Regions from separate parts of the Homo sapiens genome. Here region 2 is linked to region 1. A link is an interaction called in ENCODE POLR2A ChIA-PET data of the cell type or tissue named here. Cell type or tissue: PC-3. All regions are shown on one strand. Links, peaks and the distances in the headings refer to the core of each region. The heading gives the core; the rest is flanking DNA.

Region 1 (16,312 bases), core at 8,453-10,952:
TTTTTCAACTACCATTTTGAGCACTCAAAGCTTAAAATGCTCACAGGGAAATTAGATAACATAAGTGTCTACAAACGATAAATAACCATCAAAACAAAGCCACAGTAGAAATTATCAGACACAGACCGTAAGACATTCATGTTTATTATGTTAAGTAATAAACATAAACTTGAGGATTTTGGCAAGGGTGCTGGAAACTAAAAATATTGTGGTACATATGAAAAATAAAATAAAAATTCCAGAACTAAAAAATTGCAATAATCAAAGTTAAGAGCATAATGGATGAGTTTATCAGCTGACTAGACAGTAGAAAAAAGAATTGGGAAATTCAATAATACATTAAAATACATAATGCATTAACATAACTATCCATAGCGAAGCACAAAAGGACAAGCAATGAAAATACAGATTAAAGGATAAGAGACAAGGGAAGAAACCAATCTCTATTAAGCAACCCAATGATTTCCTGCTAGGATCTATAAAAATAAATTTTTATGTAGATACATCTTAGTGAAACGACAGAAAGCCGAAGACTCAAGTTAAAAGATAAAGATTAAAGACTAGACTGGATTTTAAAACGTTCAACAGAATGCTGTTTACAAAGGCCACATAAGAATAAAAGAAAGTTGAAACCAAAAGGTTGGAAATGATATAATATGTAAATGCTAACCTAAATATAAAAGCTAATAGTACTATCAAATAAAGTTTAAGGCAAAAATAATTATTTGCTTCATAATAATAAAAGCTTTAGTTTACCAGTAATGGATAGCAGCTTTAAATGTGGATTGTTCCATATAGATAGAAATGCTGAAGAAACAGACAAATACCAATCACAGCGTGAGATTATTTAACATAACCTTTTTCAGTAATTGACAAAACAAGCATACCAAAAGTTAGCGAGAATACAAAAGTTTTGAACACATGATTAATAAACTTGACCTAATGGATATGTATAGGAAAATATATACATTAATTTCAGAATATATATATATATAATATATATATATTCTGAAATACTTGAATATATATATATTTCAAGTACACACAAAGCATTTACACAAATTTACCACTTTATGGCCATACAATGAGTCTTAACCCGTTTCACATGTTTGAAAATCTATAGCACATATTAGCTGGCCTCACTGGAATTTTGCTAAAAACCAATAACAATAAGAAAACTAGGATGTGCCATGCATTTGGAACTTAAGAAATAAACCTGTATTCCACCCTGTACTGGAGGTACTAGCCAGCATGGAAAGAATCATTCAATCAGTCAGTAGCAGGGGGAGAGAGAGAGAGAGAGAGAGAGAGAGAGAGAGAGAGAGAGAGAGAGAGAGAGAGAGAAACTACCATGATTGTGGTGAAGAGAAAAATCCACCATTCAGTCAACAGGAAAGAAAGACAAAAAGGAATGAAGGAAGGAAGGAAAGAAGGAAGGAAGGGACTGTCATTGCGATTGGGTGAAAAGAAAAATCAAAAAATCTACAGACAAAATCAATAGAATTAATAACTTTTGCAATGCTGCTGCATACAAGCTCACAAAATGGAAAATAATGTGTTTCTAAATACTATTAATAGTAGAAAATGAAATGAAAGATATTATTTACAATAAAATTTAAAAAATCAATTACCTAAACATAATAATAGGGGATCAAACCTCTACAGGGAAAGAATATAACTTTGTAAGCCTTGGAGATGACAAACAGATGGTGGGGAGGGGCATATCATATTCTGAATGGAAAGACGCAGTAGTCAAAATAGTTATTCTTTCCAGATAGATGTATAACTTCGAAGCAATCCCAGTCAAAAATCCCAACCATATTTTTATTTTAGGGATTTTTAAAATGGAATTAACAGGCTGATTCTAAAACAGATGGAAATACAAAGCACCAAGAATAGTCAATACATTATTAATGAAGGACAAGGTGGGTGAATTGATGAAGATATTAAGGATTGTATTAAAGCTATTGTAATTTGGCTTTGGAACTGGCATTAGTAGGTATAGTATGGGCAGTATAGACTATATGGAATGAAATAGAATAGAAACCTGGAACGAGACCCACACATATATGAACACTGGACCTACACCAAAGGCAATGCGGGAAAAGGAAAGTCTTTTCATTTATTGGTACAGGGAATATTGGGTATTCATTTGGAAAACAAATAAAATTTTGACATCTATATCACAGCATTCCAAAAACAAAAAAACTAACTCCATGTTGATCATAGACCTAAAAATGAAAGGTAAATTATAACTATTTTAGAAGTCAACATGGAAGAATATCCTCATGACCTCAAGATTATACAAAAAAAGTGATAAAACATGACATGAAAAACTCTAACCACAAGGGAAAAGAATGTATTAAATGAAGAATATTCTTTCATCAAAAGACACCACTAGGAAAGCAAAAAGGCAAGCCACAGAGTGAATGAAATGTTATTTGTGACATATCTAAGTACTAAAGTTCATATGCAATGGGACTCAAAAAAGGAAAAAAAAATTCCCACCCTCCCCCCCCAAAAATTAACACTACCTATACAGAAGAAGAAAAAGAAGTTGTGAATGAACAGGTAAAAATGTGCTCAACTTCACTGATAATCAAAGGACTGCAAATTAAAAGAACACTGAAATATAAAGCACATCTACCAGACTGGCAAAAATTAAAAATTCTTGGCAATACATACATTGGTGAGGATACAGCAGAAGACAAATTTTACACATTGTGTTAAGTAAAAGCTAATGCACTACTTTGGAATGTAACTTTCGTTTATTCAGAAAGGTTAAAAATATGCATAAACATGGCTGGGCGCAGTCACTCACATCTGTAATTCCAGCACTTTGGGAGGCTGAGGCGGGTGGACCACTTGAGGCCGAGTTCAAGACCAGCCTAGTCAACATGGTGAAACCCCATCTCTACTGAAAAAATACAAAAATTAGCTAGGCGTGGTAGCAGGCACCTGTAATCCCAGCTACTCGGGAGGCTGAGGCAGGAGAATCAGTTGAACCTGGGAGGCAGAGGTTGCAGTGAGCCGAGATTGCACCATTGCACTCCAGCCTGGGTGACAGAGTGAGACTCCATCTCAAAAAAACCCAAAAAACAAAAAACAAACAAAAAAGCATAAACAGCATATGAAACCTAGAGATACTCATACATATGTACATGACATTGTATACACAAGAGTGTTTATGGCAACACCATTATTCATGATATTAAAAATTTGGAAACACCCCAAATGTCCATCAACAGCACAATGGACAAATAATAAATGACGATAAAAATGAATGAACTGGAAAAACATGCAACAACACAAATGGATCTTAAGAGATATAATATTGAGAAAAAGAAGCAAGTTGTAAAAAAATAAACAGTATAAGTTCATTTATAGGAAAGTTCAAAAAAGTCAACACTAAACTATTTTAGGGATGCATCTATCATGGTACAATTATACATAAAAGCAAAGAAAGTTGGTATGGCAGTTACCTCTACGAAGGAGGGGTGATTAACAGGGGGCACGTTAGACTTCTGGGATTCTGGCAATATTCTCTCTCTGCACCTAAATGGTAGTTACATGGATACTTGCTTTACAGTAACTTATTATACTGTTCATTTGTGTTATAGTTCATAATTTTTAAAAGATTTTTTAACAATGATACATATTGATACTGAGGAATTGATACATATTCTCTACATATTGATATTGAAGAATTCTCAAGCTATATGTTGTAAAGTGAGAAATATGATGTGGAAAAAGTTTTTAAATGTATGTTTAAAAAGAAAGGAAGGAAGGGAATGAGAGAGTGAGAGAAAGAGAGAGAGAAAAGGAGAGAGAGGAAGAACAAGAAAGACATAATCAACGTGTAGAAGAATACGGTAACCCACACACCAAAACAGTTGTTGTCTTTGGGCAGGAGGAATAGGTGGCCAAGGGTCAAGGTTAGCAGGATTACTATTCACCGTGTACTCTTTTGTGTCTTTAATTTCATGCCATGTTAATGTATTACCTATTCAAAATAAATAAAATACCTAATCATGCTTATCCACAAGGGGTCACTATTGAATGCCATTTAACTCTAGTTCCTAACCAGGGAAAAAAACGTTCTGAATTCTTTATGTGCTTAACAGGAAGTGAAGAAACAACTTCATTTATGTTCTTATTTTACATTACACCACATCATGTTCCAGAAAACAATTGCCATTCGCAAATCATGCACAAAAGTATAACATTTAAAACGGAGTGAAAAAGACAAAAAAGTGAATAGATAATATGAAGTCGGGAATGAGTTTACAGAAGCGTTGTGTCAGTCATCTCCCCTAGTGGTAATTAGACTCTAAATTTTCGATTCTAAAATTAGATTCTAAATTTTCTAGCATCTGGGCTGAAAAAAAAAAGGGGAAGTATGGTCAGTTACACAATTCAAAATGTTGATCGGGAGAATATTAAGACCTTGCAGAGAATTTTCCCTGGTAGAGCCTGTTAAAAACAATCCATGAGGACCCTTTAGATGAAATTTTTGATTGGTCTTAACCACAAAAATGATCCACAGATGAATTATGAAACCATGTCATCTTACTCTCTAAGGGAGGTATAAGATGTTTTTGGACTTCAGATGAGAAGGGCTCCATTCATGGTTAATCATGAATGAAAACGAAACTAAGAATATATGCTGTAGAAAAAGAAGAAGAAAAGCCACAAGACTGCTTAAAAATTTCTGTGTCTTACACAGAAGATAGAAAAAATAGAGTGTCTCCAATTGGATGGATTTTTTAAAAAATTTGGTTATTGTAATGGATTTATTTTTTCTTAGAGCTGAGCTGATTGTACTTTGGCCAACTAATGGGTTAATACTGTCAAGGGAAATTAGCCCTGACTAAACATTGCCGCTGGCTCATGAATGCACTAGGCTTGGGGCAGTATAAAAACTCAGAGAAATCAGTGTGTAGGAGACACAGAAATCAGTGTCACTCAGTGACAGAAGCAACAATAATTGTGAAAAATACTTCAGCAGTTATGGACTCATCTGTCATTCAAAGGAAAAAAGTAGCTGTCATTGGTGGTGGCTTGGTAAGAATTTTCAGATGGATTACTATTGTTGGTGGTATTATATTAACTATTATTACTCGTAATGATTATTATTCGTCACTTCTGCAAATTGTTAATTTTCTTGTGAAAACTCTGATATTTAAATACAGCTATTTTGTTTATTTTTTTAATATTTTTATTTTCATAGATTTAATATAGTATGAGTTTTAATCTGTTCTTTTTCAGGAAAGGTATTTTATAGCCATTAAATACAAAGGTTTCTGTTTTCCCTCATCATTTTGGTTTAGGATTTGTTAAAAAGCAAAAATAATGCAAATTGAATTTGATTTTATCCCCAAATTGGCTATGTTTTTAGGAACAGGAATTAGTCTCAATATTCATTTTAATAAAAACATTTGTTCCGCTTTGTTTAATAACTCAGTTAATGCTGTCTAATGAGAATAAAAGGGTCAAGAAACATGAAGCTAACGTCAAAGTATCATGTTGAATGTTCACTAGTTATATGAGTAATTGGGAATAAGATTTATGTGGTCGCCTGACTTACTTGACTCTTCCAGTGGAGCACCTAAGACAGTGGAGTGAGGTGTTCACCTCTCACTGAGCACGTGACGTAAAGGTGCTGGGGCTTCCCCCATACCTAACAAGACGGAAGGAGAGGTCACTCTCTGCTTTCATAGTTATGGTGCCAAAGGTAGTTCTGTTTAACATGGGTCTGCTCCGATTCAACTTTGCTTTTTCCCATCTCAGCAGAATTTCTGTTTCAGAATACAAACATCCCAGTTAGTCAAGGTTAAATCATTTCCCTATCACCTTTGGTCAAATCATTTGGAGACTTTTCATTAATTATTCATATATCCACTCAACAAAAAATTTATTGAGGGCGTAACACTGTTCTAGGCTGAATATAGATGGTATATTTTATGCCACACATGTATTTATACAGTATATGCTGTCTTTTGTTCTGCCTTCCTTAGTGTCTTTTCCCCAAAGTGCTAGAACAGTTCTTTTAATATTTCTGATTCTAAATTTTCATTTAGAAATGCTATCACATGATGTGTTGGTCACTGGTTGGGACATGTGTCGTCACTGCTTCATACTAGGCTTGTGTCCAATCTGTCCTATCAAAATGTTGCACAAAATGAGAATTCATGTGTTCAACAAAATCTGATTACTATGTACCAATATTGTTTTAGGTAGTAGGGATGCGAGGGTGAGAATTCCAGAGAAGAAAAAGACAAGGAAGAAGAAAACAAATAAGACAATTTCAGTTAAAGAGAAGCACTATGAAAGAAACGAAAACAGGGTAGTGCTGTAGAGAGTATCTTTGGGAGTACCTGTTTAGAATGTGGTCAGGGACAGCTGCTCTGCTGAAGGGACATGTGACCAGAGACCTGAATGATCAGATAGAACTAACTACGTGAAGATCTTGAGAAAGAGCATTTCAGGCAGAGGGAACAGCAGGAAGAGAAACCCTCAGGCAATAATGAGCTGCCCAAGTTCAAGGAGCAGAAAGAAAGGCAGGAACTGCCTGAGGCCAGAGAAGAGTAGCTGATGAGGCCAGAAAAGCTGACAGACCAGATCTTGTAGGATCTTAGAGGTCCAGGCAAGAAGATCAGATTTTGTTCAAATTACAATGGGAAACTATTGGAGGATTTTAGGCAGGAAATTAAGTTGTGATTTTAAAAGGTCCCTTGGACCATTATGTGGAGAATGACTAGGAACATTTTAAGATGACAAGATAGACCAGTTAGGAGGCTGTTACGTTAGCTCAAGACTTGGACTAAGGTGGCAGCAGTGATGTCTCATTTTAAAAATTGTCTCTTAGAAATCCAAGGGAGAGATAACAAATATGTGATTGTATATATGGTTTTGGGGGGCATAAAAATGTGGGTGTCATCCATGGATTTCTCCCTGAATAACATGAGATTGTCATCATGTAACCACGTCATACATATGCTGGAAAATAGGAGACAAAAATTACTACTTGCGTATTAGGGAGCAACTAAAATTCCTCTGCAAAAGAATTCTATCCATCCTATTGTTCAAGTCCATGCTTACGCATCATGTTTGATTCCTATTGTCATTTTGTGCAAACGCTTATTCTTCTTTCACTCCATCAGTAAGCCTTGAGGCTCTATATCCAAAATACATTTAAATTCTAGCCATTACAACCATCCTGGCCCAAGCCATTATCATCCGCCATCCTTATTCCTGCAACAAGCTCCAAATTAGTCTCCCAGCTTTAACTCCTTTTCCCTTATAGTCCATACTACACACCACAGCCAGAAACACCCTTCTAAAACATGAGTCTGATCATTATCATCCCCTGCTTAAAATCTTCCAATGATCTCCCATTACAAATAAAATAAAACCCAAACTCTTTACCAAAGGTCTTGTCTGAACTAAGCCTATCTGCCTTTCTGGCTTCACCCCTTTCCCTTTTTATTTGTTAATCTTATCTACCAGTATCGGAAATTACACACTTTGGGTTTTTTTTTTTAACCTGTTTCTTAGATATCTACTCCAACTAGGATATAAACTCTTATTAACCAATGTATTCCAGAGGCTGTAATTATGCCTAACATTATGTATTGGGTGGATGAATAAATGAGAGGAATGAGAAAACTTAATGATATAAAGGTGAAAAAATAATAACAGATGCATGTTTGAATATTGAGAAAATTATTTTTAAAAGTATTGACTAAATAGAGCAATTCAAGAAGGTTAATGTCTTTACATAGAGGACAAGATTACATTTTTGCCCATCTTCTTCTGTTTTTTTTTCCACCCTCCCTTCCTACCTCCTCCTTTCCATAAACCATATCCCAGTACCTTATACTGTCTAACACATTAAAGGCTCTCCCCTGGCCCCTAGAAAAAAAAATGAGAGTTGAGAACCTTTACTTAGACATCCAAAAAATATAGTGAACTTCCCTCAATTCTTATCAGTGGTAGCTTACCATGTCTAGTAAACTTGCCTAATGAAAAGTCACCCTGAGAAGTTATTCTTGCTCTGATGTAGTGATCATCTGATATTGGGTTAAACCAGTTGATTTCCTTTCTTTGAAGACATGTTCAGTCAAAGAGATCAACAAACCAGTAAAAAAACTCCTAATGAGAAACAAAAGGTAAAAGAAACTAAACCATAATCATAAACCAGGTAAAGTTTAAATATTGAAAAACAAGTGGGAAAAGATGTTAAAATAGCATTTCAAGAACATTGACCTAAATATTTAGAAAGACCCCTGTATTGACTGATATTTTCCTCCTTGTGTGAATTACAACTCCCCCATCCCTTCTCCAGCCAATGGGATTACCTCCTGCTAGTTCCAGAAGGTAACTGCAGGACAATCAACCTGTGAAGGCTTCTCCTCTCTTTAAATGCCCACAGGGCTTTGTTTGTCATTATCAAATGCTGCCTTCTATTAAAATTTTGTTATGCATAGTTTATTCCCCATAGAAGCTTTTTACTTCGTAGATCTAAAGATTATTTTATCTTTGGCTCCTGCTACCTTTATAAAGGTTTCCCAGTGCCTTATAATGTGAGCCACACTAAAATATTTTCTGTGCATGAGTTTGATTTCAGAACAAAGTGGAGAATCACTCCTTTAGAAGTTATGGGAAATTTTTAAAGAGTTTTTTTTTTAACACAATTATGTCATGAGGAATGTAGTCCTTTCAATGAGTAACTTAAAAAAGGATTTGGAAAATAATCTCAATTTTGCATGCTGGAAGGAGTTCTACAGTGTAGCTTTTCAATTCTAGCACATCATTTCAAAAAAAACCTGCATTACAAAAAAACTGCCATACAAACTGCCTTACTTCATGTTAGAGTGATATGTTTTCTTTTCTTTATGAAGTGAGAGAGAAGTAGACAAGCCAGAGAAGTAAACAAAGGCCATCTAAGCTAAACAAGTGTCCTTAATCCACATCTGAATTCAGTCCTTAAGACTCAGAAAATACTGCTTTTGATAACTGTTTTCAGTGTTTACAGGTATGACGAAAGTGATCAGAGCAAAAAGGCACCATTTCAGTGACAGCTAAAGCTACTCAAGACACCATTTTTTGACTGAAGCCAAGAGCCTTGGTAAGAGGGCTATTAAGCATTCCAGTCTCAGCTGACTCCTGCTGTTGCAATGTATGTCCACTATTCTAGCATGTATTTTGGAGATGTATTTTAGGATATCATTCAAATATTTCTTCTGTTCCTTTCTGCAAAAAAGAAACCCCACTGTAGAGAGCTTTGTGATCTACTCTCCCTATGTTTGACCCAGGAAAGTTCTCCATTTAGTAGTATTTAGAGGGTGAGGAGATTTGTACGTATTTTGACTTATTGTTGATAATTGTGCCCTGCCCCCTGGAATTCAAGTCAAGTCAGTGGCCTCTGCTGATGAAATTGCTTTTGAGGCAACTTGACCTTGACTCTATGAGAGTTTATGTCTCACAGCTATAGATGTTAAATCCTGTCATGGATTTATAGGCTCAAAATGGTCTTGATGCCAAACTGTCCCCAAATGGTGTTTCTGTTCTGTTCTTCTTAGGATTTTTCCACCTCACCACTTACTCTTCACTCAGCTTCATGGGATGGAAAAAACATTATTCATTGAGGGGACTGGGAATAGCAGAGTTTGCAACCAGCTGGACACTCAGGAAATCTTACCCTATGGGTCTCAGTTTCTTCCTCTTGGACTAAAACTAGATTGCTAGTCTTTTAACACTAAAATTCTACTGCTTCTTTTTCACACTTTCTCGCTCACAGATCTCTAGCTTTGTTCTCAACCTACTCCTTTCTAAAAAAAGAAATCAAATGTCACCCAGAATTTTCACTTTCCCTGAAGTAAACGTCCTCAGTGCATATGAACCATCAAATGGCTTATAATCCTGGGTTGAGGTCTACACAGAATTTGATTCAAGTGCATACTTTATATTTTTTGCAAATATTAATGAGCTATACCATGAAAAAGACATAATTACTGTTAACCTTTATTGTTATTATTTTATCAATGTGAAAATAAACTAAGCTCTATTTGCTCTACTCTTGTTTTGATACCAAACTAGGCTTGTTCTGCCCAGCATGCAGTAAGTCAGTTACTGAGATAACAAGTGTATTAATCCGTTTTCATGTTGCTGATAAAGACCTACCTGAGACTGGGCAATTTATAAAGAAAAAGAGGTTTAATGGACTCAGTTCCACGTGACTGGGGAGGTCTCATGATGATGGTGAAAGGCAAAAGGCATGTCTTACATGGTGGCAGGCAAGAGACGGCATGCAGGGGAACTCTCCTTTATAAAATCATCAGATTTCATGAGACTCATTCACTATCACGAGAACAGCATGGGAAAGACCCAATCCCATGATTCAATTACCTACCGCTGGGTCCCTCCCACAACACATGAGGATTATGGAAGCTACAATTCAAGATGAGATTTGGGTGGGGACACAACCAAACCATATCAACAAGTTTTGCAGTAAAGAGAAGATTTTATTCACAGGACAGCCCAGCAAGGAGATGGAAGAACAGCTTTCAAATCCACCTCTCCAAAGATAGGGCTTAGAGATATTTATGGGGTAAAGAAGCAGGGTGGTCTAAGGTGTGGGGAAGGTGATTAGCAGTGGGGAAAAATGAATAGGTGGTCTGAGCATGCATAATCAAGGTTCATGACTCTTCATAGGACACATGTTCAGAAAATGGTGGCATTAGCATGCTGTGAAGGTGAGGTTTTTGGCCTTCTGGTATCAGAAAGTCACTTCTTGGGCATTTGTGCAGGCCCAGTTGAAGGGCCTGCAACTCTCTTCTTTCCTTCTTCTATCTGCTTTCTCATTCTCCTATTATCCTTACTCCATAGTAATAAGGCCCAGGAGTCAATGGGCAAGGTAGAAAGAGGGTTGGTGGTCTCTTTCAAGTAGTTTAACTTGGGTAAGAACACCTAGTTCCTGAAAACAAAAACAAAAACAAAAACTTTAAGCAACTATTACCATAGTGACATACATGCCAGAGACGTTGTCTATAAGGAAGCTAGTGACAGATTAGATGTATATTGTTTGGCTACATGACTTTTAGCTATATGGGCTTTGAGATCAACTAGAAGTAAGCAATAAAAAGCAAGCAAGGCAGGCTGTTTGGTGGGCCTCACCATGTTAGACCTGGGTTTCAGTTTTCTATTTCATAGGCTCTGAGCCTTCTTAAATATGAAAAACTCTCATTAGTGGCCCATATCTAGCACCTTCTAAAAACAGAGGTGGAATGGATTTCTTTGTGGCTGTGCCTCATAAATCCCACTCTCACCTCAGGGAATTCATCCCTCAGAGATTCCTTCATTTGCTATCTGGTGGGAAGTATCTGGAATGGAACCAACAACTTTAGACAGCTCCAGACTTTGTTAAGTGCCTACAAAGAGTGTGTCTTTCATTCCTTCTCATTTGGCGCATCCTCCTCCCAAATACTCTCAGATTATTTCCCTTCTGTCCATATTCACTCATGCATTCGTCTAGTCCTCTATCTGTCTACTCAAAGAAAAAGAGCACCCTCATACACTGTTGATGGTAATCTAAGCCGGTATTTTTTTCCTGGAAAACAACTTGAAAATATACACATCTGTAGTCTTAAAAATAGTGGGGATTTGGCTGGGCACGGTGGCTCAGGCCTGTAATCCTAGCACTTTGGGAGTCCGAGGTGGGTGGATTGCCTGAGCTCAAGAGTTCGAGACCAGTCTGGGTAACACAGTGAAACCCCATCTCTACTGAAACACAAAAAAATTAGCCAGGCATGGCAGTGTGTGCCTGTAGTCCCAGTTATTCGGGAGGCTGAGGCAGGAGAATTGCTTGAACCTGGGAGGCAAAGGTTTCAGTGAGCTGAGATCGTGCCACTGCATTCCAGTCTGGGCAACGGAGTGAGACTCCGTCTCAAAAAAATTCCAGAAAGCAGCAATAGCTACTTCACCCTTGAAGTTGGCCTAAGCATGGCATTGCATTCAGAGTAACAACTGTCCTTCAGCCAATGAGAAATTAAAAGCAAATAGAATCTAATGTAGGCTCTCAAAAACATCAAATCTGGAGTGTATTCAAAACTCCCAACAAAACCTTCTGAAATGATATTGCCCCAGTCAATCTGAATCTCTTTCGTGTGCTTTGCAGTTATTCCAAAAGCAAGACAAAGGAAGATTGAGCAGGCTCCTCTTACGCTCTAGACCATCAATATTCTCTCCGCAGCTCACTTCAGACTCTCTTCTTTCCCTCTTTGTTTTCTCATTCCCCTGTTATCCTTACTCCATTCCCCCACTAGTAATAAGGCCCAGGAGCCAACGGGGCAGGTAGAAGGAGGGTGTGGAGCTCGGAATTGGCCAGTGTTTCAATCCCTTTTATTCAAAATTGCCCTTTGGTGGGCCATTTCATTAGTGAGATTTTATCAAAAGAAACGTGTATGCGTCATACAATTGTCTATAATGCTAAAGAATTAAAATAACTTGAATATCCAAATATAAGCACACTGCCTACAATCAAATGTAATGCAAGTATTAAATGCTTTTACTTCAGACATCTTTTGACGTGGAAATGTATTTAGAGTACACTTTTCATTTTTTGAAAGAAATTATGAAAGAAAATATACAACCTGTTACCATTTTGAAAAGAAATATCATGTATTTTATATACATAGAAAATGTTAATATTGGTTGCCATTGGTGGTAAAATTGTGAGGAATTATTTTTTTCTTCACATTTACCTGTATTTTCTAATTCATTAGAATTTGTGGTTTATATCAGAGATAAAAAGACAAAATACAAGCCATGCAAATATTATTCCTCTCTGGGAATTTACTGCCTGGTGGAAGTCAGACAAGACTATAAATAAATAATTCAATGTACTTGAGACATTAAAACACATCTATATACATATATATATATAATTACAGAAGAAAAGGCAAACAAGTCTTTTGGAGGAGTAGAGGTATCAGGAAAAACTACACTGAGGATATGAGTCTTAAAGGAAAGGTAGGCATTTTCCAAAAACTGAATATAAGGCAGGGAAGGATAGTATTCAAAGGCATGGAAGAATAAAAGTGCATGGCATATTCAGAAAACATATAGTAAATTTAGTATGCCTATTACAGATGGTGCAAGAGAATAGTGCATGAGATAGTGCATGAGAATAGTGCATAATGAACTGGAGAAAGAGGTTGGGATCACATGTAAGAATCCATTATGTCATATTGAAAATTTGGAATTTTTTCCTGAAAAGATAAGGAGCTAATAAACAACTGTAAGACAAAAATAATCATTCAACATCTTATTTAGAAGATAATTAGTGATTGGGCATGATGGTTCATGCCTATAATCTCAGCTGTTTGGGGGGCCGAGGCAGAAGGATCACATGAACCCAGGGGTTTGAGACCAGCCTTGGCAACATAGCAAGATCCTGTCTCTACAAAAATTAAAAAAATTAGCCAGGCATAGCAGCACACCTGTAATCACAGCTACTTGGGAGGCCAAGGCAGGAGATCACTTGAACCCAGGAGTTCAAGGTTGCAGTGAACTATGATCTCAGCCTTGCATGCCTGCCTGGGTGACAGAACAAGACCCTGTCTAAAAAGAAAATAAAAAGAAGATGACTAGTTCTAGTGCAGAGTACAGATTGAATGCATACAGACTGGGGAAAGAGGGTTATTAGAAAACGGTTGCAGTAGCCTGGTAAAAGCTAATGAGGGCCCCATGTAAGGACAGAGCTGTGGGTAGCAGAAGATCTGCTGTGAGAGAGACTGAAGAGGAACAATCAATAGGACGTATTGCCTAGCTTCATGTATACTGGTAGGTAGAGAGGGGTGTTAAATATTCACCGAGCTACCCTGGTTGGGTGAATTAGTGAATGCAATTGCTATTCTCTAAGATATGAAATATATAAGGAGGAAGAAAGTTTATGGAATACAGAATACAGAAGAAGGAGAATGAGAGGGCTGAGGAATGGGAATAAGTCAACTTTTAGCTATGTTGAGAGGGAGATGCCTATAGACAGGTTCAGTAGTCACAGATGGAGTTCAGGACGAAGATCAAGACTAGAGTAAAAGTCATAAATTTTCTTAAGAGCACTCAGGAATGTGCATCATTCACCTTCTCATAAGAGGGAAAATCAAGACCACTGCTTGGCTTTAGAGATCAATTCCAGATGACACAGATTAGAGAACTCAGGGTAAGGATTAAATAATAAAACAATATTTGGCATAACATATGCAATTCTGGAAGATGTAATATTTACTAACAAAGTATGAAGACACTGATGTGCTTATTGCATTGTAAGTAGAGTTAACAGTCTGATTCTTCTCATTGCATTGATATACCCAAAGATCAAAATCTTGAGACGTCAAACTATAGTTTCATGACCAAATATGGATTTCAACACTATTAACAAGCTTTTTAAAAGTTAGATAGACAGAAAACTCAGAAACATTCATGATTCTTAAGGATTAGGGAAGGTGTTATACGCTTCATTAAGTCAAAAGTAGTTGACAAATGTTTAATATTGCACTATCAGATTAATTTCAAATATATTATATCAAAAGACATAAAATGTACGGAATTTTTATAATCCTGTTTCCTCTTCCTAATAGGATCACAGTTTTTCCCTTTCCTTCTTTCTTTTTATTTTTTTGTTGCTTATCAGTTCAATGTAAGATTCAAGGGTCAACATTTATAAATTTAAATGGTTTACAGTTTTCTCATGATCATTGGCTACTTGAACAATTGCTGTTAGAGGGGTCACATGGGAACTGACAGAAAAGCTCAGCAACGGAAGACTGGAGAAGCATACCTCAACATTTATAGAAAGGAAATATTCAAATAATATTTTTAAGTGGTAGGTTAGGCATCCCTATACAGCACATGACCTGTAAATAAGGAAGTATGACGAGACAGAAGAAAGTGGAGAAGCGAGATAATGATACATTGGGTAAATCCATAATTATGTAACCAAGGAATGTCCTCAAAGTCTTGTACACACAAACAGGTTAGACTGGTTATTCATAAAAATGTTTAATTTGCAAAATTATTTTGTGAGCAAACATCTCACTATCGTGAACGTTTGGTGCTTCGAAACAAATACAGAAACTTTTCATAATTGTTCATGTCCTTACTGGGAACAGTCCTGTCTCTATTAAGGCTTTACCCTCAGAACCAGAATCAAAAAATAGTTTTGTTTCTCCCAGCTGTCTAACCCTGCCCAATTTCTTCTCTCCTGTGCTGTCCTCCTTCACTATTTATGCTCAGGAACCCAGCTGTGCCTTAACCAAGAGTGTGTGGTGCGCTTAGCATGCTTTACACACCACATTTTCTTTCCACTTATATATTTCTGTCTTAGTCCTTCCTGCCAGCTTAACAACTCAAGATGGCACTGGCAGTTATTCCCAATTAAGCACTTTTTACAGAAAGTGAGAGGGGAAAGAAAATTACAGTCTGAAAGCTATATTGTTAGCCACGCCCATTACTACCCCTTCTGGCTGAACCGACGTAACACCTACTATTGTATTTTTTCTTTAAATTTATTTGAACCTCCGTTACACAGAATTGCGGTCATATTTATACGAGATCTATTTCCTTACACAGTATTATGACTGGTCTTGGAGAAAACACTTTTACTTCCTTGTTTGTTTGTTTATTAATAATAATAACAATAAGCGGCCATGAATCTACTACTCAACACAAGAAGTGACAGAGTGCCAGTGACTTCATCAACTCTGTACTCGTCCCCCACCCATTAGAAGCATTATGCCAAGTCTTATTTGTCACTCCCTTGCCTCTTTATATATAGTTTTATCCTATATTATTTACATATTTATCTCATGTATACACGTACATATGAATACTACTTATGTGTTTCAAAAACTATGTATTTGCATATGTCTATAGTTTAGTTCTGATTGTTTTCATTTTGTATCATGCAGTATAAAATTATCTGAGTCTTATTTTTTCACTTATAGTCTTGCTAATATATTCATATCATATCTCACTGTGTGAATATGCCATAATGTGTTCGTTCATTCCACTCTGATAGTCATTCGGGCTATTCCCCGCTTTTTTGTTTGTCTATTTTAGTTATGAAAGGCACTACACTGAACAACCTGGCACATGTCACCCAATATACATATAGCAAAAGTTTCTCCTGTGTATATGCCTTTAAGAGGAATTGCTGGTTTGTTCAATATGTGAATATCCAACTTGAAAAGATAATTACAAGCAATGTGTAGGAGATCCCATTAGGCCTCATCTTCTCTAGCACTTAATA
Region 2 (16,312 bases), core at 7,098-9,597, 180 kb after region 1:
CAGTTTTTGTAAAGAGATACACTGTAAAAAGTATAGTCCAGAGGGTAAAGAGAAATAAAAAGGAACTGCAGTATCTTTCAAAATTATAAATACACATACCTTTTGACTTGCAATACTATTTCTAGAAATTCATATATATACTAAAATGGAAATACTTATATATACAAAAATAGCCCTTTCACAAGATACTGTTTATTACAATATTATTTGTAATCACAGGAAATTTGAGACAGGCGGGTTCCCCTCAGAAATTAAATAAGTGCTAATTTAGTAATACAAAGGAGTATTTGGTGGCAATAAAAAAAAAGAACAGTTTTAAAATACGATTTAGACAGCTCTTCAAAATACGTTATTAAGTGAAAAAGCAATGAACAGAATGGTATATGCTACCCTTTGTATTTTTAAAAAAGAAAAGAAAAAAAAAAAGAAAAACATGTACATACACAGCAACAAGGCCAGGTTTCTCCTTCCCTGCCCCTTCCCTGCTTGTGTGTCTCAGTTCTGCAAGTGCCTCCTCCCAGACCTCCTTGTCTGGGCTTCTTGTCTAGGCTTCTTCTGGGTGGCCCCTGTTTTCCAATAACCCTGTTTCTTCCTGTTACCCCATCTGATCAATGGAAGTAACAGCTTTCAGTTGTTGCTAATCTCTGAGGTTGGTATTATTATTGTCCATTGTCTCGTCTACTAAGTGAGGAAATTGAAGCACGGTGATGGAGCCAGGATGGAAGCCCACACGTTGTCACTCAAGCTTGAGCTTTTTTAACCATGGCACAATACCATTCACAGATACTAACACCCGAAACATACATATGAATATATGGTAGATGCTACATGCTTTAAGGGAGAATAAGACAAAAGACAGAGTTTCACTGGTGGAGATGGGTGGGAGGGTGGGAGGGTGATGTCCCAGAAAGGCCTAAGAAAGTTACATTTAAGCTGACACCCAAAGGAGGATGGTTGTTAGTGGGGCTGGGGTCTGGGAGACAAACATCTTTGGCCTGTGCAAAAGCTCTTGAGGACAGAAAGAGCTCAGTATGTCCAGAAGGGAGGCTGATGAGAGAGTATAGCTGGAGTAGAATCCAGCACAGGGGCAAGAGGAGGGCATGGGGTGAGCCTGGAAGGGCGATAGGGATCACTCAGGGCCAGGCCAGCCAGGTAAAAGAAATGAAGTCTTCTTAGAGCACCAGGGAGCCACAGGAGAGAAGTGATGTGATCTAATTCATATTTTACAAGGGTCACTCTGTCTGCAGCACGACAATGGGATTTGGGTTGGGAATGAGGAAAGAAGAATGGGCAATAGTGGAAGCAGGCCAGGCGCGTGGCTCACGCCTGTAGTCCCTGCACTTTGGGAGGCTGAAGCAGGTGGATCACCTGAGGTCGGGAGTTTGAGACCAGCCTGTCCAACATGGTTAAACACTATCTCTGCTAAAAATACAAAAATTACCTGGGTGTGGTGGCACATGCCTGTAATCCCAGCTACTCAGGAGGCTGAGGCAGGAAAATTGCTTGAACCTGGGAGACAGAGGTTACAGTGAGCCAAGATTGTGCCACTGCACTCCAGCCTGGGTGACAAAACGAGACCTTGTCTCAAAAAAAAAAAAAAAATAGTAGAAGCAGAGAAATTACCAGTTTATTGCAGTAGTTCTGGTGAGAGAGGATGGAGAGTTCAACCAAGATACTGCAGTGGGAGTGGGAAGAAGTGGTCAGATTTCAGGTATATTTCAGAGGAAAAATTAACAGGACTTGACAGCAGATTGGATGTGGCTGGTGAGCAAAGGAGAAGTGTCCAAAAGGGTTCCTGGCATTATGTGCTACCCAACAGACTCACTTAACCACCCAATACCCTTTCCGGATTAAGACCTTATAACAGGTCGGCCCATCCTCACCACAAGCAAAACCACAAACCCAGCATGGAGGGCTGGATTTTCTTTTAAACAGGAACAATACAAAGTACTACGCGAATATCACCACATAATGGAGTAAGTAGATTCTTACTGTTAATTACGACTTAATCATTACTTGTAATACGGCCTGGGGGCAAATGGATTTACAACCAACTTAGAAATGAGCCTATCAAACATAATCTATTTATAAGTCAGAATTAACTTGATAAAGAAAAATATATATGTTTTCCATCTAATTTGTGTTTTCCAGGCCTGTCAGAGAGTTTTCCATGCCAAGAGGAGCCAACACTTTTTGCTACTGTGTTAAGGCAAATGTGATTGTCACTGGAGGTGAGAGGGCGGTTCACATTACATAGGGGTTTTCTACTTTGCAAACATCGTTCTCTTCGAGTTTTGGTGCTAGGAAGAACACATTAGGGAATTTACAAATTTGTATCAAGTCAAATCTGTTTGTCTTTTTCTTTCTGGCGTCTGGATTTGATAACATACTTAGAAAAGCCTTCTTCAGCCCAAGAGTGTGTGAGAGAAATTTTCCTGTATTTTACTAGAATTTGTTCTTACTGTTTTGTTTTCTGTTTTACCTTTAGAGCTTTAATCCATCTGGAGCTTATTTTATGTGTGAGAGCATGAGTTCCTAGGTCTCCCAGGAGACCTGGAGCCCCCGGCACTTATGTGTGTGCGTGTGCCTTTTTCTGGAGAAAAATTTCAAAATTTCATCAAATCCTCCAGAGGAGATCATGACCAAAAAGGTCAAGAGCCAATGGTTTAGAGTTAACAGATGAGAAGACCAGGAAGACAATCTTGAAGAATACCAACATTTAAGGGATAGGTTAGGTAGAAAATAACAAAAAAGGTTATCTGCTAAGAGGAAGGAAAAAGGTAACACAATAAGTTTTGTCGGGGGAAGGTAGGGGACTGAAATGATCTTTGAGACTCAGACTCCTTATTTATAATACTGGGGTTTTAATATCCATAGGATGGCCTTGAGCCTGGGCCCTGGAGTCAGACTGTATGGGTACAACTCCTGGCTCTCTCACTTGCGAGCTGTGTGGTGGGCAGGCTATTCATTCCTTTAAGCTCCAATCTCATTTGTAAGTGGAGTTGATAATAGTACCTACCCATAATGTTATTATAGGAATTAAACTGACTGGGCTCCATGGTTTACACCTGTAATCTCAGCACTTTGGGAGGCCGAGGCAGGAGGATTGCTTGAGCCTAGGAGTTCAAGACTGCCCTAGGCAACATGAAAAGACTGCTAGTCTCAGCTACTCAAGAGGCTGAGGCAGAGGATCACGTGAGCCCAGGAGGTTGAGGCTGCAGTGAGCCATGTTTGTGCTACTGCACTCCAGCCTAGGCAACAGCAAGAGCCTGTCTCAAAACAACAACAACAACAATAGCAACAAAACTAAACTAATTCAAAGTCCTCAATACAAATTTGTTATTAATAATACAAACAATAAGAAAATAACACCTGGACAGGCGCAGTGGCTCGCACCAATAATCCCGGCACTTTGGGAGGCTGAGACAGGAGGATCGCTTGAGCCCAGGAGCTCAAGACTAGCCTGGGCAATACAGTAAGACCTTGTCTCTACAAAAAAAAAAAATTAAAAATTAGCTGAGCATTTGGTGTGTACCTGTAGCCCTAGCTACTAGAGAGGCTGAGGTGTGAGTATTGCTGGAACCCAGGATGTTGAGGCTGCAGTGAGCCGTGACTGTGCCACTGCACTCCATCCTGGATGACAGAGCAAGACCCTGTCTCAAAAAGAAAGGACGAAGGAAGGAAGGAAGGGAGGGAGGGAGGGAGGGACAGAGGGAGGGAGGAAGGGAAGGAAAGGAAGGAAGGAAGGGAGGGAGGGAGGAAGGGAAGGAAGGGAAGGAAGGAAGGGAAGGAAAGAAAGGAAGGAAAGGAAGGAAGGAAAGAAAGGAAGGGAAAGAAAGAAGGAACGGAAAGAAAAAAGAAAGAAAGAAAGAGAAAAAGCAAGGAAGGGAGGGAGGGAGGGAGGGAGGAAGGATGCCTACTTCATAGGATGGTGTTTGAGATTGATTGAGATAATTTATGCTTGGTGCATAATAGGTTCTCAATAAATATTAATCCTCTCTGTTTAAACACATTGGCAAAATCACTTTGGCAAAGGTGGAGGTTTTGTTGGGATAAAATGAAATTTGCGATTCTAGTTAGGAGACTGTTAGAGAAGACATGAGTCAGATGGAGAGGGTCTGAATTACTGTAGGTGCTATTATTTAAAAAAAGAAAGACTCGACCTCAAAGACATGGGAAATTAATTATTCATAAGACTTGGAGATGCAATGCTTTTGGGGATTAGTAAGAGAAATCAACCAGCTCCACGTTTGTATGGTGGGAGAAATGAAAGAGTAGCAATTGTGTTGATAGTTGTACAGAAATTAGGAAGTGGGTGCTTACCTGGGGAAGAAGAACAAAAGAAAGCTCAATTGTGAACTTAAATGTCAAGTGTTGATTGGACATTCAAGAGAAGATTCCTTTTGGTGACAGGAAAAGATCTGGTTGGAGATGAATGATGTCAGGGCTCCCTAGGCTACCTGGATCTGGGAGAAGATGAGCTCCCAGAGGTTCCTCAAGGAGGCCAGGGTGGCCTTGTAAAAGACAGAAGGCATGTAGGCTTGCAAGACTTAAATGAGCAAAACAGAAACACAAACAAACATCAAGAAAGTGGCCTACATTGCAAACCCAAACTTTAAAAAGGGAAGAAACAATAAATATTTTTTTAAAAAAGAAGAAAACTCTGTCATCAAGAAAAAAATCAATAAATACATCATTGGCAAAAGAGTTTACAGCAAAAATATCTATTAAAGGAGCCATGATGTTTAATGAGTAAGTGCTATTGGCTCTGTCTATCATAAGATTTTTTCAAATTTCTCACTCTCAAACATACACAGCAGGCGGTTTGGTTTCCTATCTAAAGTGTCCTGCCTAATCCCTGAAGTGCCTATATTGCTAAATATAAAGACAGCTGAGCTCCTATTTCATGGCTGGGGAATCTCCCCTAAGGGCATAAAGTTAATTTTTTTTTCAAGTACACTGTGCATTCAAAATTTATATTTAAATCTATGCTCAGCTCTGGGCCTTCTATAACACTAAACTGAAATTAGCTTATGGTTCCAACAGTATTACAAAGATAATATAGTAGCCTATTGGCAAGCACAACAAATAAAAACAATGCACTAGAAGTTAGAATAGCTGGGTTTAGCCATCGCCTGGCCAATCACCAACTCTGATTTTTCAGCAATCACTTAATTGCTCCCTTTTGCTCATTTTCCTTATCTGGTGAAAATGAGGAAGTGGGACTAAATACATTTCAAGATCCCTCTGAGCCTAAAATACTGTGATTCTATTTTTTAAAGAACTGCCTGTTCACAGGGAGATAAACTAAAAATGTCCTTTGGAAAATTTGGAACCCAGTTTGCCAATTAGATGCTACTCAATATATAATTACAGCTTTGTGCACTCAGAAATACCAAAACATTAATTGTCCACAAACCTCTAAGACTCAAGTGAGGACATGAAGAAAAGAAAGGAAGGCATATGGATAAGAAGTCTGTAAAGAAGTGTGTGGGAGTCATGGCTTGGGTAGGGAGCAAGTTTCTTGATACTTGGTAGTGATGATTCTAAGAAAAACAGGAATCCAAGTCTCTCAACCAAACTAATTACAGTTATTTAAAGATCTCCATACTGAAGTCTAGAAGACATCAAGAAACAAATGCTAGAATCAGAAAAAGAAGTGGGATACTTTCAGAAAAAGACGTGGGTTACTTATATCCCAACTGCTTGATCCCCATTGCTCCTTCCTGAGTTAATGACTGTCTTGGCTTATTACTTCCAACGGAAATGGGCACAGTTTTTGGTTTGGATCACACATCAGAAGGAGGATGCAAGAGATGAGGGAGGGAGAGCCCCTTGGTGTGAGAGATAAAGCAGCAAACATGTTTGAGAATCAAACTGCAATGAATCCTCCTGTCGCCGTTGCATGTCTTTAGTTAGGCAAAAATATTAGCCCTCTTCCTCTTTCAATGCAAACCCTGCACATGAAACCCTTTGAAAAAGCAGTACGTAAATATATGGCTAATGTGAAATTTGATTCTAAAATCTGATTGTCACATTATGCTGTCACATTAATCTTAACCAACTCCTCTTCACAGCTCTTTGCCCTCACACACAAAAGAATACAAAATGTTAAGAACTGACCAGTTTTTATAGGCTTTGTAATCTTAGTATTTTAATCATTTCTGGGGGAAAAATGTGTTTGGTAAAGTTTTAGGACTTAAACCACTTCAGTGTTTTTGGATTAAGTCATTTGACTCTCATTAACCTCAGTGTTCATTATATTATAAGACCCTCATCTACAGCTTGAAAACGTGTTTATTATAGGTTTTCTAGCTCTCTCACCAAGGGAAGAAAACACTTAGTAGTATGACCGACAAGCAACTAATACTTTTCATCATGCATAATTTATTGAATTGTCACAGTTATGGAGCCTCTATTAGTAGAAAATGCAAATTCCCAGTAACTGAAAACACATTTTTCTCAGGAGAGTACTCTTGTTGATTAGTGACTCAGCCAAGCACCATTGCTAAATGTACGGTATGTACCCGCTGACGACTCAAAATATACAATAAAAGCAGCTTTGCTAGGCATAGCTGAATGTGTTAAATGTGCAGGGACATTTGATGAGCTTCAAAAAAGCACAAGCTTTTGCAGGAAAAAAAAAAAAGCCAAACCAGGACAGAGTGTTTACCAAGAAAACCTAAAAATTTCCTGAGCATTATTTTGGTGACCATCAAGAATATTTTTGCTGAACAGTGTTTGCACTAGCCTTTTAGGAATTAAGTTCTTAGTATGGAAGATTCAGAGTAGGAACACAATTACCTCCCAAAAAGATATTTTGGGGGCTCTGCATGCATTTTTTTCATGTTTTGTTCAACAAATATTTTCTGCACAATTGCTATAGACTAGGCTATTAACCTTATAAAGGTCAGGTTGTATTCCTAACCTGCGAACATTTAAAGCCTAATAGTGTAAGACAAGTTTATAGGTAACTACAAAGTATAGCATGAATCAACATATGATGATGATGATGATGATGATGATGGCGATGGTGATAATAATACAGATGAAATAGTATAGGCTTTGAGAGCTTCGCATCTGTCCCTTTCTGCTAATTCTGCCTCCACAAAGCCACCACATATGATTCCATTCCAAGCAACGAAAGCAAGCAGAGCTGGAGGACATCTGTGGAGTAGGCAATAGGGAACCTCCAAAAGATTGGATTTTCTTCACAACGAATAACGGACAAAGCCATTAGTTTAAGAGGCCTAGATATTTCTCAGGTGGCAGATCTCTATTGCATTCTTCTTCGTGTGATATACAAGTCATAGATTTTCTTCTGGGGATATAGCCTATTGCCAGCCTCATCATCCAGGAATGATAATGCCCATTTCAGGGGATGTCCCACCAACATGATGTAAGATCACCTATGGGTGCAAGGCTTAGGTTCTGAACATGTCTGAATAGCATGACACATCTTGACAATTCCCAATGAAAAGCAAATGCAGTCAAGATACTGCATTATTGGAATTAGTCAGTTTGAATCATGTAACTGAATATCTGGTGAGTTTCTTACTACCTATGAAAATTCCAGATTGCCCTCTGCTTTCACTGTAGTGATGTCTCCCTCCGGAGCACATAATCATGAAATTTTAGAGCTGGATGGAGCCTTGAAGATTATAATTTTACATGAGGAAATCGAGACCCCAGACAAGTCGCACAACTAGTTAGCTGGCAGAGCTGAGACTGAATCAGTTCTCTTTGCACCCACTCAGCCCTGTGTTCTTCCTGGACCACAGAAATCTGGTTTACTAGATGCTATCTCTCTCCTGCTTTTTTGTGTGAACTAAGCCCGCTCATCTCATCAAGAGTGATGCACTTAGATGAAGTGACTCACCCAACTGAGAGAAGAATCTGCTAAAGGAAAGAAAATCCTCTCTTTGATATGTGACTTTTATCTAAATTCTGGCTTCACACACGCAGAAAAGAAAAAAAAAAGAAAGAAAAAATAGAAAGCAACAAAAAAACAGGGAATTAACTCTTTATGAGCCATAATATTTATAGTATAAAGACCTATCTTCAGATTTGACATACTCTTTACAAATAGTTGTTTACCCTCTATATCTCCTTACCTTATTGCTACTACTAGATTGTGAACTCTCAAGAGCAGGGATCATATTTCATATATCTGTGTATCAGTTCCTCTCCCCTAAATATAATCTAAATGCATTGTAGGAACTTAGAATAATAGTAATAGTAATTGTTAGTTTACGGTCCAGAAACTGTTCAGTTACACATTTACAACTCCACTCAATCTTCACAATAAAACTATGATGTTAACTTCCATTTATCCTCATTTTATAGGTAAGAAAACTCAGATGCAGAGAGGCAAAGCAACTTACTCAAAGTCATAAAGCTAGTTAAGGGGTAGAGCCAGGTTTCAAATCAAATATGATTCGCTCAAAATACGTGTCCTTAACCACTTCATGAGTGACTCTACAAGCCAACTCATTTACTTAGCAAACATGTATTAAGCACTTACTACTTGCCAAACACTGCTATCAATGAGAACTACTAGGCTCACCAGATAATGGGTAAACAGATAGGTAAACAGACAATTATGAGTGCTGTAAAAGAAAGCTGAAGAAAGCACAGTAAAAACACAGAAGAAGGAGTCTGAACTCCGTTTAGGGCAGAGGAAGGTGATTAGGGAAGGCGCTGCGGAGAGTAATAACCAAACTAAGTCTAAAAGGGTGTAAACCTGGGTCTTCTGAAAAAGTAGACCTTGGGCAGGAACAATATCTAGAATTTCTTTGTATCCTTCACATCTTGCAAAATACTAAGGGCACAAAGGTATCAGAAGAGAAGGGGGAGCATAGATTTAAAAAAATTTCTAAGTGCACAGTTAGCTTCTCAAGAGATTTTTCTCTCTTGCTGTTAATAAGGGCAGCATGAAAGTTTGAAATTTAAGAAAATATTCCATTTCCTCATTAACCACAACCCCTCCAATATCTTGTTTGATGTTTTAGCCAACTTGAGCTGCCTTAACAAAATACCATAAGCAGAAAGGTTTAAGCAACAGAAATTTTCTGGAGGCTAGAAGTGCAGGATCAAGGTGCCAGCATTGTCAGTTTCTGGCGAGAGCTCTCTTCCTGGCTTGTAGACATCTGCCTTCTCTCCATGTTCTCAAATGGCAGGGAGAGAGAGGGGAGAGAGGGTGGGTTGGGGCAGCAGGAGCTGGTGTCTCTTCTAATAAGGACATTAATCCCATCATGAGGGCCCGCCTTCATTACCTCATTGGAACCTAATTATCTCCCAAAGGCCCCCCATTTCCAAACACCATCGTGTTGGGGCTAGGGCTTCAATATATAAATTTGGGAGGGAATGAATTCACTCAATTGCAATTCTTAAGAAATGGAAACCATCAGCTATGCAATGAGTTTTTTTCAGCCTGCCTTTAATAACACTCCAAGAAGTGAGAGCCTCTGAAATGAACAAATGACCTTCCAAAAAAATTAGATGAACATTCAATGAAGATCCATTTTTTTGTTTGAATACATGTTTTTCCCCTCTTTGGGGACTTGATAGTTAAACCTCTGAGCTGTGATTCATCATCCCAACAATGAAGTTATTGAAGTGGTTCAAAAAATATCTTTTGAATTCTTACTATAGATTATATGTGACAGTAAACAACAACAAGTCCTGTCCTCAAGGCACCTGGAGTCTAATAGTGGTCCAGACAAATAATTAACTATGAAGGATGATGGGGATGAAGGAGGCACATAGGTAGGGCACTCAGGTTTGAAGAATATGGAAGTATTCTGGAATATTACTGGAGGAAAAGCTATGCTGAGACTTGATGGATGGATTGGGATACTCGAAGAAGAGAAAAAAGGTAGAGAAAAATACTATGCTTTTTCATGAGGCCCAATAAAATAATCATAGAATTATGGAAGCATCTATCAAATTTGCCTGGTTTATAAATACCCAACTAACAAGTCACCTAATTATCCCTCCATACCTGACATGCCCTTTCAGTGTGGATAATCTATCAAAATAAAAATCCAATATACATCAGGAAATACATCCTAATGGGTGGCCCAATATATAATATCAGATTAACTAGAATTACTATTTTGGGTTTTAAAAATTTATTTATTTTCTTTTTTTCCTTCAAATTTATTTTAAGTTCCAGGGTACATGTGAAGGATGTGCAGGTTTGTTACATAGGTAAACATGTGCCATGGTGGTTTGCTGTACAGATCAACCTATCACCTGGATATTAAGTCCAGCATCCATTAGCTATTCTTCCTGATCCTCTCTCTTCCTCACCACCCAGTGAATGTGAGTTGTTCCCCACCGTGAGTCCATGTGTCCATTCTCAAGGTTCAGCTCCCACTTATAAGTGAGAACATACAGTGTTTGGTTTTCTGTTCCTGTGTTAGTTTGCTGAGGATAACGGCTTCCAGCTCCATCCACATCCTTGCAAAGGACATGATCTTGTTCCTTTTTATGGCTGCACAGTATTTCATGGTGTATATGTACCATATTTTCTTTATCCCATCTATCATCGATGGGTGTTTGGGTTGATTCCATGTCTTTGCTATTGTGAATAGTGTTGCAATTAAGATACGCAGCCATGTATCTTTATAATAGAATGATTTGTATTCCTTTGGGTATATACCCAGTAATGGGATTGCTGGGTCAAATGGTATTTCTGTCCCTAGATATTTGAGGAATCGCTACACTGCCTTCCACAGTGGTTGAACTAATTTACACTCCCACCAACACTGTAAAAGCATTTCTTTTTCTCCGCAACTTTGCCAGCATCTCTTGTTTCTGGACTTTTTAATAATCACCATTCTCACTGGCATGAGATGGTATCTCATTGTGGTTTTGATTTGCATTTCTCCAATGACCAACGATGTTGAGTTTTTTTAATATGTTTTTTGGCCGCATAAATGTCTTCTTTTCAGGAGTATCTGTTCATGTCTTTTGTTCACTTTTTAATGGGGTAGTTTTTGTTCTAGTAAATTTGTTTAAGTTCCTATAGACTCTGGATATTAGATGTTAGTCAGATGGATAGATTGCAAAAATTTTCTCCCATTCTGTAGGTTGTCTGTCCACTCTGATGATAGTTTCTTTTGCTGTGCAGAAGCTCCTTAATTAGATCCCATTTGTCAATTTTTGCTTTTGTTGCCATTGCCTTTGGTGTTTTTGTCATGAAGTCTTTGCCCATGCCTATGTCCTGAATGGTATTGCCTAGATTTTCTTCTAGGTCTTTTATGGTTTTGGGGTTTACATTCAAGTCTTTAAACCATCTTGAGTTAATTTTTGTATAAGGTGTAAGAAAAGAGACCAATTTCAGTTTTCTGCATGTGGCTAGCCAGTTCTCCCAGCACCATTTATTAAATAGGGAATCCTTTCCCCATTGCTTGTTTTGGTCAGGTTTGTTGACAATCAGCTGGTTGTAGATGTGTGGTTTTATTTCTGAGATCTCTATTATGTTCCATTGGTCTATGTGTCTCTTTTCGTACCAGTACCATGCTGTTTTGGTCACAGGAGCTTTGTAGTATAGTTTGAAGTGGGATAGTGTGATGCCGTCAGCTTCGTTCTTTTTGCTTAGGACTGTCTTTGCTGTTCAGGCTCTTTTTTGGTTCCACTTAAATTTTAAAATAGTTTCTTCTAATTCTGTGAAGAATGTAAAATGACTATTTTGAATTTTAGGCTTTTTATATGTAAATTATGACTGTTAATAATTTAGGTTATACATAAATTATAACTTAGGTTATAACGCCTTTATACAGCCTTTTTGTCTAGTAGCCTAAAGGTCCTTGGTAATATGTAAGGTGCTTAGGCATGCTTTGTTGTATTACTAACTCAATTCCATTTTCTCAGATGTACAAATCACATTTAAATAATTAAATTAAATCATTCAATTAAAATTACTTAATCTTTGGGAGTTAGTTTCTTTCTTTTGTGAGATAAGAAAGTTGGATTATGCAACTTCTAGGATCCCAGTTTGAAGTTCTTTGATGTTTTTATGACTCAGTTTCCAGGATGACATTTAAAGAACTATTTGTGAAATATAAAATTTAATATCTTAAAAATATTCTATGTTTTGTAAATGATTACAGTTTTTATTCTTTTTGGAAACATAATTAGATTACAGCTGCACATTTGTTTAAGTAATGCTGGCTACTGTAAAAAATAACTCCCAAAATGTGAATGGGTCAGACACAATGAAAATGTAAAGTTTAAAATCAGCTCTCAGAATTCACTGGCGAAAACTCAGTAATCTGACCACGCCTAACTGCAAAGGAGCCTGGAAATGTGTATCCAGGAAGAGAGGATATGGTTTTGGTGAAAATGCAGCCAGTTTTTTCATAAAACTGTGTGTGTGTGTGTGTGTACATATGATAATACATTCTTGGTTCAACTTTTATTTTCAGTGCTGTCAAAATTCCAATAGATCATGGCTAAAGGATATAGTCAAAAAATTTACAGACGAAGAAGATACAATTAGCAGATATATTTGGGAAAAAATACCCAACGGCATTAGCTATCATAAAATGTAATTAAAAATAAGGTATCATTTAGAACTATTAACATAGCAAACATTTTAAATCATGACAATATTCATGTGCTGGCCAGAATTTAATGAAACTGACAGAATATATCATTGATGGCCTTGGGATTTAGTACAGCCATTTTGGAAAGTAAGCTAGCAATATGTTTAAAAGTGATAAAAATGTATATAGCCTGTAACATAATGATACCACACTTGGGACTTTATCCACAGTAAATAATCCAAAAGGAAAAAAAGACCACAGAAGTACAATAACCATTCGTTGCAGTATTGCTGAATAAAGTAAAAAACTAGAATTAGTGGACTAATCAATGGACAAGGGGTTAAGAAATTCTGAAATAGTAACTAAAAGGATAATTATGCGGGCATGAGCTCGTGGCCTTTCCTAAATAAAAAAAAGTAGTGGGTATAAATATGTATCTAGAAATATATCTAATTTATATTTTTAAAAAGTTAACAGTGATTTCCCACAGGGAGTTAGAGATTATGGAGGAAAAGACATTTTTATAAAAATTATGCCCTTCTATGATTTTTAGCAATTAAAAAACCATATTTATTCTATGGTAGTAACTACACATAAATTATATATGCCTATGAATACATGCTAGAAGGGAAGACGGAAAAATGACAACAGTTGATTTGTTATAATGGTGAAGATTAAGTGCAGTTTCCTCTGTCCTTGATTTCTTTCATTATTATAATGTTTGCATAATTTAAGAATGAAAACAAAAGAACAGCTGCCTTAAATATCTTTGGAAGTAAATAAAGTATAAATAATACATTAATGCATCAAAGTATAGGAAAGGATTGAGTCAAGAAAAGAACTCATAAAATATTTATGAGAATTCACATTTGTGTATGTAAATACAGTCTTTACAAAACAGCCTTCACAAGAAGCAGCAGATCCAAACCAAGGCCAGCCCCTTAGCACATCAATCACAGAATAATGCATCCTGCCAGAAACGGACTGTGATTTGCTGTTCGAAGAAAGATACGGGTATGATACAGTGAGAGATACATTTGAAACTCTGACCACCTCAGAAAACCAACAATCTTTCCCTGTCCTCCTTTTCAGGAGATGATAAGGTCATCCGGTTGTGGCACCCCAATATCAGCACCAAGCCAGTAGGGAAACTTGTAGGACACATGTTCAGTATCGCCGAGATCGTAACCAATGAAAAAGATCAACATGTCGTCAGCCTTTCCTCTGCAAAGGTAACAAAAAGAAAATAACAAAACAAAACTAGTTTTTTCCGGAAAATTATCTGTTGGAAGGCATAGGGATGATACAATTTTTGACTGAAATAAATGATAGTCATTGAATCATTGAGAAAAATATTGTCAGTATGGAAAAGGAAATGATAAGCCAATGTTCTCTCTTTCTATTGATTATAGCATAAGTAAGAACACGTTTAAAAACAAGTGTAAAAGAAAAACAATATTGAAAAGATGGCAAATTTTACCCTCAAAAGTAAAACATAAGGGGCCTTTCAATAGATAGGAACATTAGGAAAAAAATGAGGATTTCTGTTATTAAACAGTGTTTGAAACATTCTAACCAATGTAATAAAACAAAAAAAAAGTTATAAATATTAGAATTCAGAGACTGAATTATATTTGCAAATAATGGGATTACCTGCTTGAAAAGAGATCAATACAATCAACTTTCAGTGTAGGAATAGATAAATTCCATAAGGTGGCTAGTTGCAATGGCAACCTAAAAATAAGATAAAATAAAAATTTCTAAAAAATAAATAAGGAAATAAATAAATAAATGTCTATATAAGAACAATAATTAGTGAGGAAAAAAGGTCAAAGAGATAGCATTCACAAGAGTAAAAAATATGCAATATTAGGAATAAACTTAACAGGCAATATTCACTACTAACATTAAGATAACTATGAAGTTTTACTGTGTTTAAGAACACAAATTAAGGGACATACTATGTTCCTACATGGAAATATTGTGCTGTAAGATATTCTCCATCAGTTTAATATATTTATTTATTGCTAGTCAGAATTACTTAAGTGTCAGCTTGCCAAGTTTAAAGTTAATGTAAAAATACTGGTATATAGGAATATCCTAGAAACTTTGGAAGATATAATTATGAGATGGCACTTTCCCTGTCCAATATTAAAGCATATCATAAAGCCAAAATAAATAAAACAGAGCAATAGTCAATGCAGAAATAATCACATCTATGAAGCAAAGGAGAAAATGCAGGAATTAGTTTATGTCTATGTGGGAATTTTGTATAGGACAGAAATAATGTTTCAAATATGTGAGCAAAGGATGGTTTGTTCAATAAGTGTTGGGAAAACTGATTAGCCATAAAGAAAGAAAGATGTAATCAGATCATGATTTCATAATATACAGCACAATACATTACATATGAATTAAAGATTTTAAATTTAAAATACAAAACCATAGAAATTCTAGATTTCCAGAAGAAAATATAGGTGAATAGTCTTATAACTTTTGGGTAATTCCTAAGCATAGCACCTATGACTAAGGAGAAAGTAAATATGACTAAATAAACATTCAAACTTTCTGTAAATTATAATAACTACCATTTATTGAGTGCTTAAGTGCCAGGCGCTGTGCTAAGTATTTTACATATGCAACTCATTGATGCTAATAACAACCCTATAAAGTAATTCTCCCCATTTTACACACGTCAGGGAAAATGACATCTAAATCACTTACACAAGGTCACAGAGCTATCTAGTGCCGAAGTGTGGTCAATCCCATATTTGCCCTTCCTCAGCCTGCCTCCCTATACTCATAAACAAAGTTAAAGGCAGACAGCAGGGGCAGGGGGCAAAAATGCAATAAAAAGCAGAGAAATTGGAAAAATATCCTTGAACAAATACCAAAAATCTTTAGCAAGTCAGTAGGGGAAAGAAAGTGGAGTGAAGGGCAAAGGTTTAAGAACACAGACAGGTTTACATACTGCTGGGTGGAAATAAAACTGGCAAAAACTTCCTGCGTATTTGTTCTAATAAAATAGCTAGATGAGTGTGCAAAGATCTGTATTAAAGGATGCTCAATGCACTATTGCTTATATTGATTTAAGAAGGAAAAAAGAAAAACAAGAAAATAGGGAGGAAACAGGAAATACAGAAAGGAAATGAAAGAGGGAAGGGAAGGGAAAGAAAAAAACCCGGTTGCTTTCCCTCCACGTCCCCCAGCCCCGCACCTCCCTCCTCGTACACCCCCTACCCCTCATACACCCTCTACCCGATGCAAAACCCTTCGATGGAAGCAATCGGGATCTCCAAGGCCCAGTCGTTCCCTCCATGCTCACGGAACTATGCGAATCTCCCTGGAGCCCATGCTTGCCATGTGCAACCACAAGGGAAAGACTCTAAGGACCTTTGAGGGGTTCCTCCCAGGCTAGAGAGGAAAATGCACCCGGCACCTGCCTCCTCCAGTTCACAACTGAGGACGTGACCTGACCTGCAGGATTCCCCAGCAGGCCAGCAGCCCTCACCTGCCAATATGGTAGCCACAAATTTTTAAAACATGGCTAGTCCGAATTGAGGTCCGCTGTGAGTGTAAAATACACAAGACTCCAAAGATTCACTATCCCCCCACTCCAAAAAAAAAACTCTCAATTTTTTGAGACAGGATCTTGCTCTGTCGTCCGGGCTAGAGTACAATGGCATGGTGCAATGGGGCTCATTGCAGCCTCGGGGCTCTCTGCTGTCTTGACCTACTGGGCTCGAGGGATCCTCCCA

The links. ChIA-PET counts read pairs that join two places held together with the same protein. Peaks named below come from ENCODE experiments on the same cell type or tissue, not always from the same donor. Only the 100,000 strongest peaks of a DNase experiment are listed, where the experiment ranks them.
Region 2: POLR2A ChIA-PET joins it to region 1 with 13 read pairs; 3 of 35 experiments call an interaction of 5 or more read pairs at or near these places.

The regions. Positions count from the first base shown.
Region 1 is chr1:241,527,435-241,543,746 of GRCh38, forward strand. It overlaps KMO (kynurenine 3-monooxygenase), which reads left to right and starts at 4,944. Exons shown (of 15, transcript NM_003679.5): 1 at 4,944-5,064. The coding sequence starts at 5,011. RefSeq lists an enhancer at 4,527-4,676. In PC-3, for the core only: no CTCF peak of the experiment used is centred there; no DNase peak of the experiment used is centred there.
Region 2 is chr1:241,709,651-241,725,962 of GRCh38, forward strand. It overlaps WDR64 (WD repeat domain 64), which reads left to right. Exons shown (of 28, transcript NM_001367482.1): 9 at 2,152-2,231; 10 at 13,647-13,786. The region is part of intron 1 of LOC124904603 (a long non-coding RNA gene); the gene reads right to left. Among named protein-coding and RNA genes, the nearest start is that of WDR64, 66 kb to the left of the region's middle. In PC-3, for the core only: no CTCF peak of the experiment used is centred there; DNase peaks (open chromatin) are centred at 7,471, 7,811 and 8,471; H3K4me3 peaks cover 350 bases; H3K27ac peaks cover 1,920 bases.